3 separate regions of the Homo sapiens genome follow, and regions 1 and 2 are each linked to region 3. Evidence: chromatin loops called from intact Hi-C (ENCODE). Cell type or tissue: PC-9. All regions are shown on one strand. Region 1 holds the start of GABRQ (gamma-aminobutyric acid type A receptor subunit theta). Region 2 has its middle 9.3 kb from the start of CETN2. Region 3 has its middle 19 kb from the start of CNGA2.

Region 1 (4,000 bases), 880 kb after region 3:
CAGAACTCTGGGCAATTTCTTATAACCTATCTTCCAATTCAATAATTCTCTTTTTAGTTGTGTTTAGCCTTCTCTTAAACCCATCCATTAAATTCTCAAGTTTCATTGTTATAGTCTTTAGTATAACTACACTAGTTATAGTTTAGTTTTTCACCTTGATTTTTTTCAAAATAGCTCTATTAGTCTTTATGATTTTCTGTTCCTTACAGATATTTTCAAACTTATTTTTAATTTTTTGGAATAAAGTGAACCATAGTTATTGTAGTCTTTGTCACGTAACTCTGATACGTGAAGTCTTTGAGAGTTTGTTTTTGTTGTCTACTGGCTGTCATGGTCTATGTGTTTCCTTTTATGCCAAGTTATCTTTGACTATACGCTGACATATTTTTGAAAAATTATTGTACAAATGATTCTAGGCCCAATATGATAATACCTTCCAGCAGAGTCTTTTCATTTGCTGGGGTATTTTCAAATGCCTGAGGATACTACTTGTCCAAGGCCACTTTAATCCAAGATCAGGGCTTTAGGTTCCTTGGACTGCCCATATGATGAGTATCTAGGTTTACAAGACCACACAAGGGCTGGTTACTTATAGGTCACCATTAACCCAAAGGGGTAGCCACTCAGGGTCTCAGCTGAGAGTGACAAGAATGCTAATCAAATCCGCTACTTCCTTGGGCCTTGAGCTTTCACTTTTTTCCTTATGATGCCACCAAAACTGCAGCTCAATTTCATAACTCTCTTCCAGATTCAGTAGAAGCCATCAGGACAAAAGAGGATTCTAGTGCTGGGCTTTCCCCCCTGGGTTCTTGTCTTCTTCCGGATTTTAGCCTCAGTATCTCTCAGTTCTTTATGACAATTATTTCTTTCTACATTCAGCCAGTTTGTTTCATTGTCCTCACTGGAACAGCTAGTCCAAGTTACCTAGCTGGCCATTACCAGAAGGAGATGTGTGCTCTTCTTGCCCCCAGTCCCTCTCCCTCCCAGTTTTTCCTTCAGTGCGAAGGTGCCACTCTGATTGTATCATTCCCTTGCACAAATCCTTCAGAAGATTACTGTTGACTCTAAAATAAAATACAATTTTTTATTTTAGAAAATTAGGACCCAGATTCTTTCTCTTGCCTCATTCATTACACAAGAATTTATTGTACACTGAGTGTGTGTTGCTTACAAAGTCAGGTTCTGCCTAATCTCTCACCTCTTACCTATCTCACCTGTTGTCTTACCTCCAAACTTACTCTACCCTTTAGCCAAACTGGAATATTCACTGTCGTGTGCAGAGCTGGGTCAGAACACAGATGGGCTAACTTCCAGATGAGTGTTCTTTGTCCTACACCATTATCCCATATTCAGGTTTAAGCTTATTCAATCTAGATCTTTATGGATATTATAATAAATTAACTAGGCAAACGCTCAATAAGTACAAATTATAATGGCATTTTTGTATTTCTTGTATTTTGGCTATCCTTTTCTTGTGAGTCAGAAATTTCAATGAAGCATTACCTCTAGGGAGACCCGAAGTAGGGGAGGGCCTTCTGGGATGTAAGTTCTGGAAGAGAATTCATCGTTGCCGTCAACTTTTTGTCAATCTTCATAGTCACAAGGGTACCTAAGAACAAAATTTCAGGCTTCAGGCTTGTTTCCCCTAACAAATGAGCGACCAGACCAATTGCCTGTGGAATTTGATTCCTCAGTGCTGGGAACATCCCACATTCAAACAAATCTGCTCCCACCTGCTGGTGGTTGCTAGAACTTCCAGTCAAAGCTGACTTAGACTGAAAACGCACTCTTCTCGAAGTAAGCAGACCTGGAAATGTGGTTTTTAGTTTTGGCCTCTGCTACTGTGTGACCTTGGGCCAATCCCTTTTTCTTCTCTGGGCTTCAGTTTCCCTACATTACAACCGAGGTGGCTGGACAAAATGCCCCGGAATGGCTCTAACATTTTTGGCAAACAAGGATTTTCTCTACAAGGACGTCTGTGTGACCAGAGGTGATGGGACAGGACTGGTAGCAGTAGAGGTGGGTTTAATCTGCTCTCATATGTGATCCTGACAAATGGGTCCCATCATCCTTTTTTCTTACTGCAATGGCCAGGGAAAGAGGGGAGATGGGAAAGAAAGGTGTGAGGGTGTTCTGCTCATTAAAAGAAGGCAGGAAACTATGAGAGACATTTTTCATAAAAGTATGGTTCTAAAATGATTTTAAAGGGGGAGTGGTAAAAGAGTTAAACCCTCAGCTGTGCAAAACTGCTTGGCCTACCAGGTAAGTCATGCTTTGCTGGGCACCAGCAATCTCAACTCATTTCATCAAATACTGAGGGGAAAAAAAGGGGGAGATGTTGTGTTTCTCAGTGAATGTTCTAGGTAACCAAAAGTAAACCTGAAATCCGTTTTGATTTCAACTCTTCTCAATGGTGTGATGTGGGAGGTGGCATGCCGGTGAACATGGCAGCTCTGTTTGTTGATTACCCATTTGCCCTATGGGCTCTGGTGAGGCCACTTTCTAAGCTTTCTGAACTTGCTTTGTCATGGGATAGGAAGGACATAGGAAATTGGGTGGAGGCATTTCTTATCCTCCACGATTTTTCTGTCCCATAGGGGCAGAGTCTGAGGTAGTGGAAAGAATAAGAGCCCTCTAGTCAAGATGTCAGGCTTTTCCATATGATGGGGTCAGAACCCAGGAACATTGGCATACCCTGGTCTCCAGTGCCTAACTCCCTTGAACACCCCAAACACTGACCTTGGCCTTTTTTTCCCCTTCTATGGTGTCAGCCATGAACCTTCATTCTGCATCCCCTGGCTGATGAGACACAACCACATCTCAGAGAGACCCCAGTTGGTGAGCCCTTCCAGTTCCTTGAGTCTTTTTCCTGAGTACCCAAAGTTGGGGTGAAGAGCACTCTAGGAAATTTAAGTCTTAAGCAACTCTTGGGCTCCTGTAGCCCAATGTCCATCCTGAGGGAGGAGCAGTCCTGCTGTGGCCAGAGCCCTGTAACAAAACCCATTAGGATCCTCCTTGACCTTATCCAGAGACAAGGCACGCGGGGTTACTGGAGGCTCAAGGGTACGGAGTCACCAGCCGTTGGGTACCTCCTGACGCCCAAAATTGTCCAAGTCTTTCAGAATGCAGATTCAGCCATGGCGGTCAAATTACCACACTCCCTTCACCATCAAATACAACTCTCGGGCACAGGCCCTTTCTTCCAAGAAAAACACACATTTCGCATTTTGCAGAGAAGAGACAGGACCCAGTGCCCCTTGAGGCGGATTCCTGGCCCAGCCCCCAAGGAGCCAGCCCTCCTCCCCCTCCCCCAGCCCGGCCCCGCCCTGCCTGTGTCTGGAGATGGCCGGGGGATGACTGCAGAAGCCTGAAGGGGCGGGGGCCGGGCGGCGCGCAGGCTACGGGCGGAGGCAGGAGCGCGCGCCTTTTTGTGCGGCTCCTGGCAGCTGTCCGATTGGCTGGGCCTGCGATGCCGTCGGAGTGGGCGGAGCCAGCAGCGAGCTGGGATCTGTGCCCAGTCGCAGCCAGGAGCGGCCGCAGACGGAGCGCACCTCGCAGCTGCCGGGCGGGCCCTGGGGGGAGCTGCGTCCAGCAGAGCTGCTGGGTGGTTGCTCCTCCCGGGCTCTCATCTCCGGTATCCGGGCCGACCCCCGCACCCCCTACTTCCCTTGCCCTCGCTGCTCTCTCCTTAGAGGCGACTCTTTGGGGAAGGGCCAGCAATCCCGCCTTCCCCGGCCCCAGTAGTCACCCACTCTCCCACCCCACCTCTGTTCCTTTTCGCGGCCCCGTCTCCCGCGCCCTCAGGCGCCCAGAACGCCCCGGCCATGGGCATCCGAGGCATGCTGCGAGCCGCAGTGATCCTGCTGCTCATCAGGACCTGGCTCGCGGAGGGCAACTACCCCAGTCCCATCCCGAAATTCCACTTCGAGTTCTCCTCTGCTGTGCCCGAAGTCGTCCTGAACCTCTTCAACTGGTAAGCGGGCACCGCCAGGCTAGGCAC
Region 2 (4,000 bases), 1.1 Mb after region 3:
TAATGATGTAACTCCTTAACCCTAGAGTTGAAGATTGCAGCCAAATTCTTAGTGTATTCATTCAACAAATATGTATTGATTGACTGTCATGTAGCTTATTTAATCCTCACAACTGCCCTTGAAGTAGATTATATTAATACCACCCTCACTCTTGACAGATGAAACAAACGAGGTACTGGGGCTTTGGGTAACTTGCTACAGGTCACTCATTTTGCACTAGTCACTAGTAGGAGCAGAGCCAGTGGTGGAACCCCAGAAATTCAGCTTTAGAGACATTTTACTGCTACCCCACGATGCCTCTTACGAGGTTGGCATCTGTCTTTCAGATAGCCCCGTTCACCCTGAAAACATGTCTCTTAGACTACATATAGTAGGTTAGACATGAAAATCCCACCACCAACGACATCCGGAGGCTCTGTCACCCTGCCTCTGCTTATTCATCGTTCCCATGGTTTGCTGACTCAGTTTTAATCATTGGTTTACCTTCTGGATCTATTTGTATGAGGGATTGCACAAATATTTCCCCACATCCAACATCTCGCAAGGAGATGGACTCACGTGCATGTTCAAGTTCAGTCTCCAAGTTGAGAAGAAAGCTTTCTGGTAGCAATGCTGCACACACCCAGGGGCTCATGGATCTCTCAGGAGAGGCCACATCCAGTGTCCATGAAGTCATGAGTTCTGCAGCATAGATTCCAAGTTCAGCTTTTGTTTCATCAACATTACTGTGTGCACTTCTGGTTGAGACACTTAGGGGAACAGAGAAAGTTCTTCAGTAAAAGAGAGGATGTATGAGCTTCCTGTGGCTTCTGTAACAAAGTACCCATGGACTGAGGAGTTAAACAACACAACTACATGGTCTTGCAGTTCTGGAGGCTGGAAGTCAAAGATCAAGATGTCAGCAGGGTGAGCTCCTTCTGAGGGCTGTGAAGAAAGGATGTGTTCCAGGCCTCTCTCCTTGGCATGAAGATGACTGTCTTTGCCCTGTGTCCCTTCACATCATCTTCCCTCTACACGTGTCTGTGTCTCTGTCCAAATTTCTCCTTTTATAAGGAAATAAATACTGTAAATATATATATATTTTGCACTATAATACTGGAAATATTTATATATTCCTAGTGTTTATTTATATATGTATATTCCCAGTATTCATATATGTATATATTTCCAGTATTTATTTATATATTTATTTGATATAAGGAAATACTGGTTGTATTGGATTAAGGCCTACTGTTGTAAACTCACTCTAACTTGATTACCTCCACAAATACCCTACCCCCAAATAAGTTCACCTTCTGACGTCCTAGCAGTTAAGACACCAACATATGAATTTTAGAGGTCACAATTCAACTCATAACAAGGGATAATGGTCAGGAAGAAAAAGAGCCACAGAATGCTAGACATTTTTAATGAGTTAATAAATCCTTGCTATAGGATCAACAAACTTAGTAAGTTAATAAACCTGATGATGGATGGATGGAGCATTGTACCAGGCACAAAGCCCGGCTATGATGACATCAAAGGCACCCTGCTCTCTTCTGTTGAGAAGTGTTCAAAGTAGTTAGGGAGTCTCAATGAGCCCATGTAGCAGGTAAGCAATCTTGATCGCTCACACTCAAAAATGCAAATGTATCATTTTGTTCACTTATAGCTAGACTTAATAGGGTATCCATTCAAATGACCTGTCATTCCATCAGTGCCCACACCTGGTGACTTTTTCCAAGGGGTCCACAGCCCCACCAGGATTCTCCCCACTGTGGCATTATCTCCATCACACCCCAAGGCTAGATGAGACCACAGCCCTCCAAGGCTAAATGAGACCACAGCCCTCTTGGGGCACTAGGAAGATCCAGCTTAAACCACTGCTGAATTCAAGGTAATTTAGTGGCACTGCCTCAGAACCTCTCTGTCCTGGCACCCCACCTAGTGGCAAGGGACATATCTGCAAGACTGCTGTCTTCCAGAATTCCAGCTGGGACGCAGTCCTCTATTTGAAAACAAGTTTTCTGGAAGGAGGGAGCTCTGAGGAGGAGTTTCACAAGGAGAAGAACACAGATTTGGGATAAGATGGGGGGACAATATTTCAGTAGGGACAATGACAGAGACATGAGTACATATATATATAGCAACTAACTTTATATGAAGGGAAACACACATAGACATGTATTAAGGACACGGTGTCCAAGTCAGAGGGAAAAAGAAAAACAGGCTAATTAATGAGCAGCCATCATCTGTGGCAAAGAGGCATCAGGCTCTACGCTAGCCTTTGTTTGCTGTCTTTGACCTCTCTGCACCTTTGTTTTCTAGATGAGCAAACTGAGGCTTGAGGGGGTTGAATCCTTTCCCCCAAAACCACAGCTGCTGGGTTGAAGAGTTGGGATTTTAACCAGGGGCGGCTGAATCAAAAGGCTAGGTCTCTTCCCTGAGCAAAATAATGGCATGACAAAGACAGTACTGCAGATTGTCTTGGGAAAAGACAGGACAGGGAAATCAGCTAGGAGGACATTTCAGCAATCTGAATTTGAGTTGAGGTGGTGGCTTCAGAAATGAAAAAGAAAGGGGTGGATGAGTGTGAATACTGTAGGGAAAGTCTGGGTGACATATAAGGCAAAGACAAAAAAGAAAATGAAAATGACATCAATCCTCTAAACCACTGCATCAGAAAGATAAAGGCAAACGGTGGTGGTTAAGGAGAGGCTTGGAAGACCAGATGACTGGGAGGCTGCAGGGAAAAGCTAGAAATGAGGGTAACTTTAGCTCCAGATACAGCAAGTGCTGATGGCGATGTTCTTTGAAATGGGTCCACAAACCCACATAAGAATTTGGAGGGCTACTGACAGAGATTTGGGTCAGCAAATGGGTCCGATATGTCCGAGCATGGCACACAAGGATGATGTCTCAGCTTCACAGCTGCAGCTGATGCAGAGGCACTATTTTTGCTACAACTGAAGATGTGGCCATTCCAGCGGCTTCCAGCATGTAGGACGATGAACTAAGCAGGTCATGAGACATGGAGTGGAGAAAGGAGCAACCTGCTGTAAGATACTTCTCACTAATGGTGATGGAGGAGCTAGCTCAAAAAGGGGTAGCTTCTGCACTGTGCAGGAACTTGACACCATCTGGACAGCAAGCCGGTCCAGTCCAACTGAAGGGTGACTAAGTGTATAGTGGGCTGCCTACTGGCCTAGAGTAGTGACTAAGTTGCAATTCTCGTTAAACTGTTGTTTTGAGTGTATTACTTCCTTCTAGCATATTGTCAAAATTCTAGTATTCAAAGGTGTGACAAAAACATAAAATAAAGTTGAGCAGCCCTGGAATACAGTTATCCTTGACAGCAGGAGTCCCTCAAGGGAAGAGCTGCTCTAAGATCAAGTTTTGAGGTTGGCCCAATGACAGTCAGACATCCTGGCACTTGAGGTTGCATTTGAAAGGTCAGCATTCTCAAAAGCCAGATTGAACTTTAAGGAAATTTCCCCCAGTGGATGGTAGGGAGCCACGTGGTCCCTGAGACACCTGGGTCTAACCTCACAGTCTAACTCCTAGGCTTCCTAAAGAGGTGGTTAAACAAGAAAAGTGGTAAAAAATGTGTTCTTTCTTCTCTTCCCGGTCATCATAGAACTTAAAAAAATCTCAGTCCCAGCAGCTGTTCCATGTCTTACAGAGACAGAAACTGAACCACCTCCTTTCTTAAATCATTTCGTTATATCAGGCTTGAGCATGTCTACCAACAAATTCTGCTGTTCACAGTAGTTCTAACACTTGGAAGCAAAGAAAAGACGAATCTGCTGGACAGGTTTTTCAAGGAAATTTAGCACAACCCTAAGTTATTAAGGAGGCCCACAAGACCAAACACAAACTGACTATTCTCCCTCTCCGTCCCCCTACCCTTCCTCCCCTCCGGCTCTCTGGTCCATCCTCAGGGAACTGGCCTGCATTCCCTAGCCCTCTCCACCATCCCGCCAGATCTCTCTAGTCCAACCCCATATCAACTGACCTCTGC
Region 3 (4,000 bases):
GGGTGTGGACTTGGTCCCCAGGGAGCTCTGCTGAGGTAGAGCTCCCCAGTTGAACAGGGAGCTGGGGTAGGCAGGCATGGGGTACCAGCTGGCCCCAGCAGGAGGAGTGGTGTGCCATACTGGCTGTGGGTTCAGTGGCAGGTCAACTTCCCCCTGGCAGAGACTGAGCTGCCAAGAACTAAGTGATTTTGCTTCTCTCTGAGGCAGACATTTCCCTGGAAGGACAATCTAGCCCTGATTTAGGACCTGAAACCAAGCCAGTTACAGTTAGCCTGACGGGGAGGGTGATGAAGATGCCTTTCTAGATAAAATGTTTGCTAAGCCCAGGTCCAAAAGGGACTCAATGCTGTGGCTGGGACCAAGGCCACGCTTAGAGAGGGCCCGTAGGAACACTGGCCTGGGAGCCCTGTAACCTAAGCTTGGTCCTGTTCCACTCCCATTTTCTGGGGACTTGGACTATTCTATTCCTGGAAATCTGGAACATAGCACAGTAGGGTAGCTGGGGAAGAGGACAGTATCCAATAGAGCCTCTTTCCTTGGCTTCCCTAGGCTTGAGGAAGACCCTGCTCTTTCCCAGCACTGCCAGCCTAACTGCATATTCACATGACTCAAACTGGGCAGTGCTAAGGGGGCCTCAGCAAGCTTCTGTCTTGTCTTCTTTGGACAGATTTGTCCCTGGAACGTGATATTTGCCCAGGGTCTTGAAAGATGCAGAGGAGCTCGATGGGCAAGCAGGATGAGATGCCAGGTCCCACAAGCCAAGTGAGCAAGAGTGTTGAAGAGCAAGACCAATGGCCTCAGTCTGTGGCCAGGAGGGGGTTCAGTGGAGCATGAACCTAACTCTCTCCTGGGCTCTACAGATCCTGGAGTTAAAGTGATCTCAGTGGTGAACTGAACAAATTTCTTTCCCTTTTGGGTTCAGTTTCCCACTTATTTTAAGAAAGGAAGTTCGCAGGCCGTTTGCAGCCCTCCTGGGGAGTCAGAGGATAGATTCGTCTTACCTCAGCTTGTACACTTGCATCATTCAAGTTTGTCTAAGCTCAAACTTCCAGCCAGGACTTTGGAGTTGCCAGTTTCTACGGATCAATGTTTTTAATTAGATTGGGTTTCTTGTTTCTCCTTTATTGAATCGGGTAAGCAAATTAAATTGGGCAATTTGTTGTTAGGTCATTTAAGTGCCAACTGGGTTTCATAACCTGGGTTTGTGCCATATCCAAGTGCCTCCAACTTCTTCCTGGAGTGGTGGAATCAGAGGCCAGCTGGAGGTGTAGGCATCCTAGGGAACCGTAGGCGTGGGTCTCTGGCTCTTGAGGGTCTGAGTCCCTGGGGCATAGACCCACTCTCTTTGTTGGTCTAGAAAGGCAAGGTGGATGGTCACAGGGGCTCAGGACTGAAGCTGGATGGGAACAGTGGTGAGATAATAATCAGGAGTTCCCAGGGTTGCCTGTGGACAAGGCACTTCCTTGAACCCGTAGCCTCTGTTTTGTTATCTATATAACGGGTAAGGTCTCTGGAGACCCTTCTGTTCTGGCATTCTGTTGCACTCTGGCTCTGTGAAGGTGGAATCTGCTCCACCAAGATATAGCTTGTTTGCCTGGTGCTGGAGGGGGCACAGCTTTCGGGATCCGAGTCTTGGAAGGCCGACTGAAGTGGGCTGGGCAAGAGGCCTGGGTGGGGCAGCAGCCTGGGCCAGGTCTGGACAGCGCCTGGCTGACCAAGCTAAGGCTGCCTCGGGCTCCAGACAGCTCGCCCTGCTGCTGTTCCACCTCCGGCCGTAAAGAATGGTGGGGACGCTCTTGCACCGCGATTCGAGCGCACCGTTGGGCTTGCCAAGCCCTTGCTCAATCTCCACGTAGCGGGAGCTTTTTTGCACGACCTGTACTCCAGGAGTGGGAGCGCCCCAAGACCCTCTGGCGAAGAAAGAATTTGAGCAGGGCAGCTGCAGGCACAGGGCATGGCAGGAGGAAGCTCTTCAGCGCCTGCCTCAGATCTCCTCATCTCCACATCCCCCTTGGAGCCTTTGCCCTCACCCTCTCCTCTCAATGGCCACATTTGCCAACTACACGGTGCCACCCTGCAGGGTTTTTGTCGGCAACCCATTCCATCTCTTGCCCAAAGAAAGGGAGGAGGGTTGAGCTGTAGGCCATTCACCTCTGGGACCTGTTCTGAGAGAGGGTAAGGCTGGGACTGCTAGGCCACCTTCCTGGCTCCTGGAGATACAAGAGTGAGGAGGCAGGTCTGCAGACAGGCTGCCCAAACCTGTTGAATTCAGGGAGGTAGTGACAAGATGTGACAGGCGAACAGGGACAATGGCTGGAGGGCTCCAGCAGGGGCTAGGGACAGGTATTCAGGGCATCGGGCTTGGTAAATAACATTAACAAGGCAGCAACTTGAGCAGGCAAATTGGTAATGCAGACAGGGCTCCGTGACTGTGCTGGCTGGCTGCCTGTGAGTCACCTCTGTGGATCGATTTAATTGCTGAGCACTTGGATATGCAATGTGCTTAGAGAGGCTGAGTTGAAGCCCCGCCTCAAAACCAGTGCAACAATTTGGGTGTACTACCAGTGGCCCAGGAGCATTGCTTCCTCAGGCCAGGCCCGGAAGCCTTAGCTCATGTCTCTCCCCTTTTCTCTCTCTTTTGTAAGCACTGGGTCCCTCAGGTTTCAAGGTGAAACAGACTTCTTTTCTAAAGCCACCCTGATCTGGGGGGTCTCTAGAGATCTCCCCAGCCCCATTCAATCAAGTCACCTCTTGTTGCTTGATTGCATTGTCTCTGTCCAGTGCCTGACCCAGAGTAGATGCCAACAAATATTTTTAAAAGAATGGGAAAACCAGTGTATTTCTTGATTTTTTTCAGGTGCTTGCTGTTTTCTATTATGCCTATGAAATAAAAATACAGCCCTTTAGGAAACAATGTTGTGTCCGGTGTGTCCATAGCATAGCAGACGTTTCAGAGAATAGACCAGTTTTGTGCAGATGTGGACTGAGGGCTAGGTGGGGGAGTAAAGAATCTGAGAAACAGGAACTCTGCCAGCATCTCATTTTACAGGCACGGTCTTGTTCTTCCTTTTCTGCTCTGACCATGTGGAACAGAAAACAGTTTTCCTTGGCTCAAAGACAAGGCAGGCGAGGCAGTGACTGTGCGTAAACGTGCCGAGAGCTAACTGTACCTGTTATGGAACAGTTTCAGGTACTGTGTGCAGAAAGGAGTGGAGTGTGCGGTTCAAAACACCGGCTGCTGTGGTCATGCCAACCCAAAGTTGCTCCTGAACCTCAAAGTGATAGCATCCCCAGACTGAGCCACTGTGGGCCGGAAACCCAGGTTTCTGGTGGGTTGTTTACCCAATTGCGGAGATAACATCATAGCCAGATGGAGTAAGTCCTGATTGGTGACATTTGAGGATTTTGAGATGGAGCTGGCTAAAACTTGATTTTTCTATTTTCAAATCTTGTCATGTATTGAATCGTTTTCGAATGGCATGAAAATCTTATTTAGTGGTTAATATCTGCCCATTATTTTAAGAGTAGTTTTCATAACCAGTGACCATCACTAGATCAGGGCCACTAGTAAATCACTAGTACTTTGAATTACTGGCCCTACAAAGCCACAGCTTGGAGTTGGAAGCAGCTTTTCTCTGCTACTCAAAGGGGTGGTGACTGTACTGAGTGGCCAGCTTTGAGATTACTGCCATACACACTCCTGGGTTCTACCTGGCTTCCGCTCTGGGGATTCAACCTAGACCTAGGGCTGGGCCGAGACCTCCGCCTCCCCCATTGTGGGATTGAGGGGCGTGGAGGTGAGGTAAGGCTGTGGCCAGCTCTGAATGGAGAAAGGAATAAGAAAGGAAGGAGAGAGGGAGAGAAGGAAGGCAAGAAGAAGGGAAAGAGGAAAGAAGAAAGGAGGGGAGGAAATAAGGGAGGAAGAGAAGAAGAAAAGAAGAGAGTGAGGGAGATATCTGGGACCCTATCCTGGCAACTTATGGCGGCAGAGTGATGACAG

Evidence for each region. Hi-C counts contacts between places; a loop is a spot of excess contacts. Peaks named below come from ENCODE experiments on the same cell type or tissue, not always from the same donor. Only the 100,000 strongest peaks of a DNase experiment are listed, where the experiment ranks them.
Region 1: a loop joins it to region 3, with 14 times the contacts of the local background. A loop is called at or near these places in 86 of 110 quality-filtered maps.
Region 2: it touches region 3 in a loop (10-fold over the local background); 28 of 110 quality-filtered maps call a loop at or near these places.

What each region holds. Positions count from the first base shown.
Region 1 is chrX:152,634,379-152,638,378 of GRCh38, forward strand. GABRQ (gamma-aminobutyric acid type A receptor subunit theta) reads left to right here and starts at 3,517. Exons shown (of 9, transcript NM_018558.4): 1 at 3,517-3,973. The coding sequence starts at 3,825. MAGEA3-DT (MAGEA3 divergent transcript) reads right to left here. Exons shown (of 5, transcript XR_938525.3): 4 at 1,504-1,609. In PC-9, CTCF peaks have their summits at 1,745 (motif pointing left) and 1,945; a DNase peak (open chromatin) is centred at 1,713.
Region 2 is chrX:152,819,431-152,823,430 of GRCh38, forward strand. No RefSeq gene overlaps it. Among named protein-coding and RNA genes, the nearest start is that of CETN2, 9.3 kb to the right of the region's middle. RefSeq lists an enhancer at 1-963. In PC-9, CTCF peaks have their summits at 1,925 and 2,124; a DNase peak (open chromatin) is centred at 1,911.
Region 3 is chrX:151,751,774-151,755,773 of GRCh38, forward strand. No RefSeq gene overlaps it. Among named protein-coding and RNA genes, the nearest start is that of CNGA2, 19 kb to the left of the region's middle. In PC-9, CTCF peaks have their summits at 1,792 and 1,992; DNase peaks (open chromatin) are centred at 1,788 and 2,458; H3K4me3 peaks cover 1,167 bases; H3K27ac peaks cover 1,665 bases.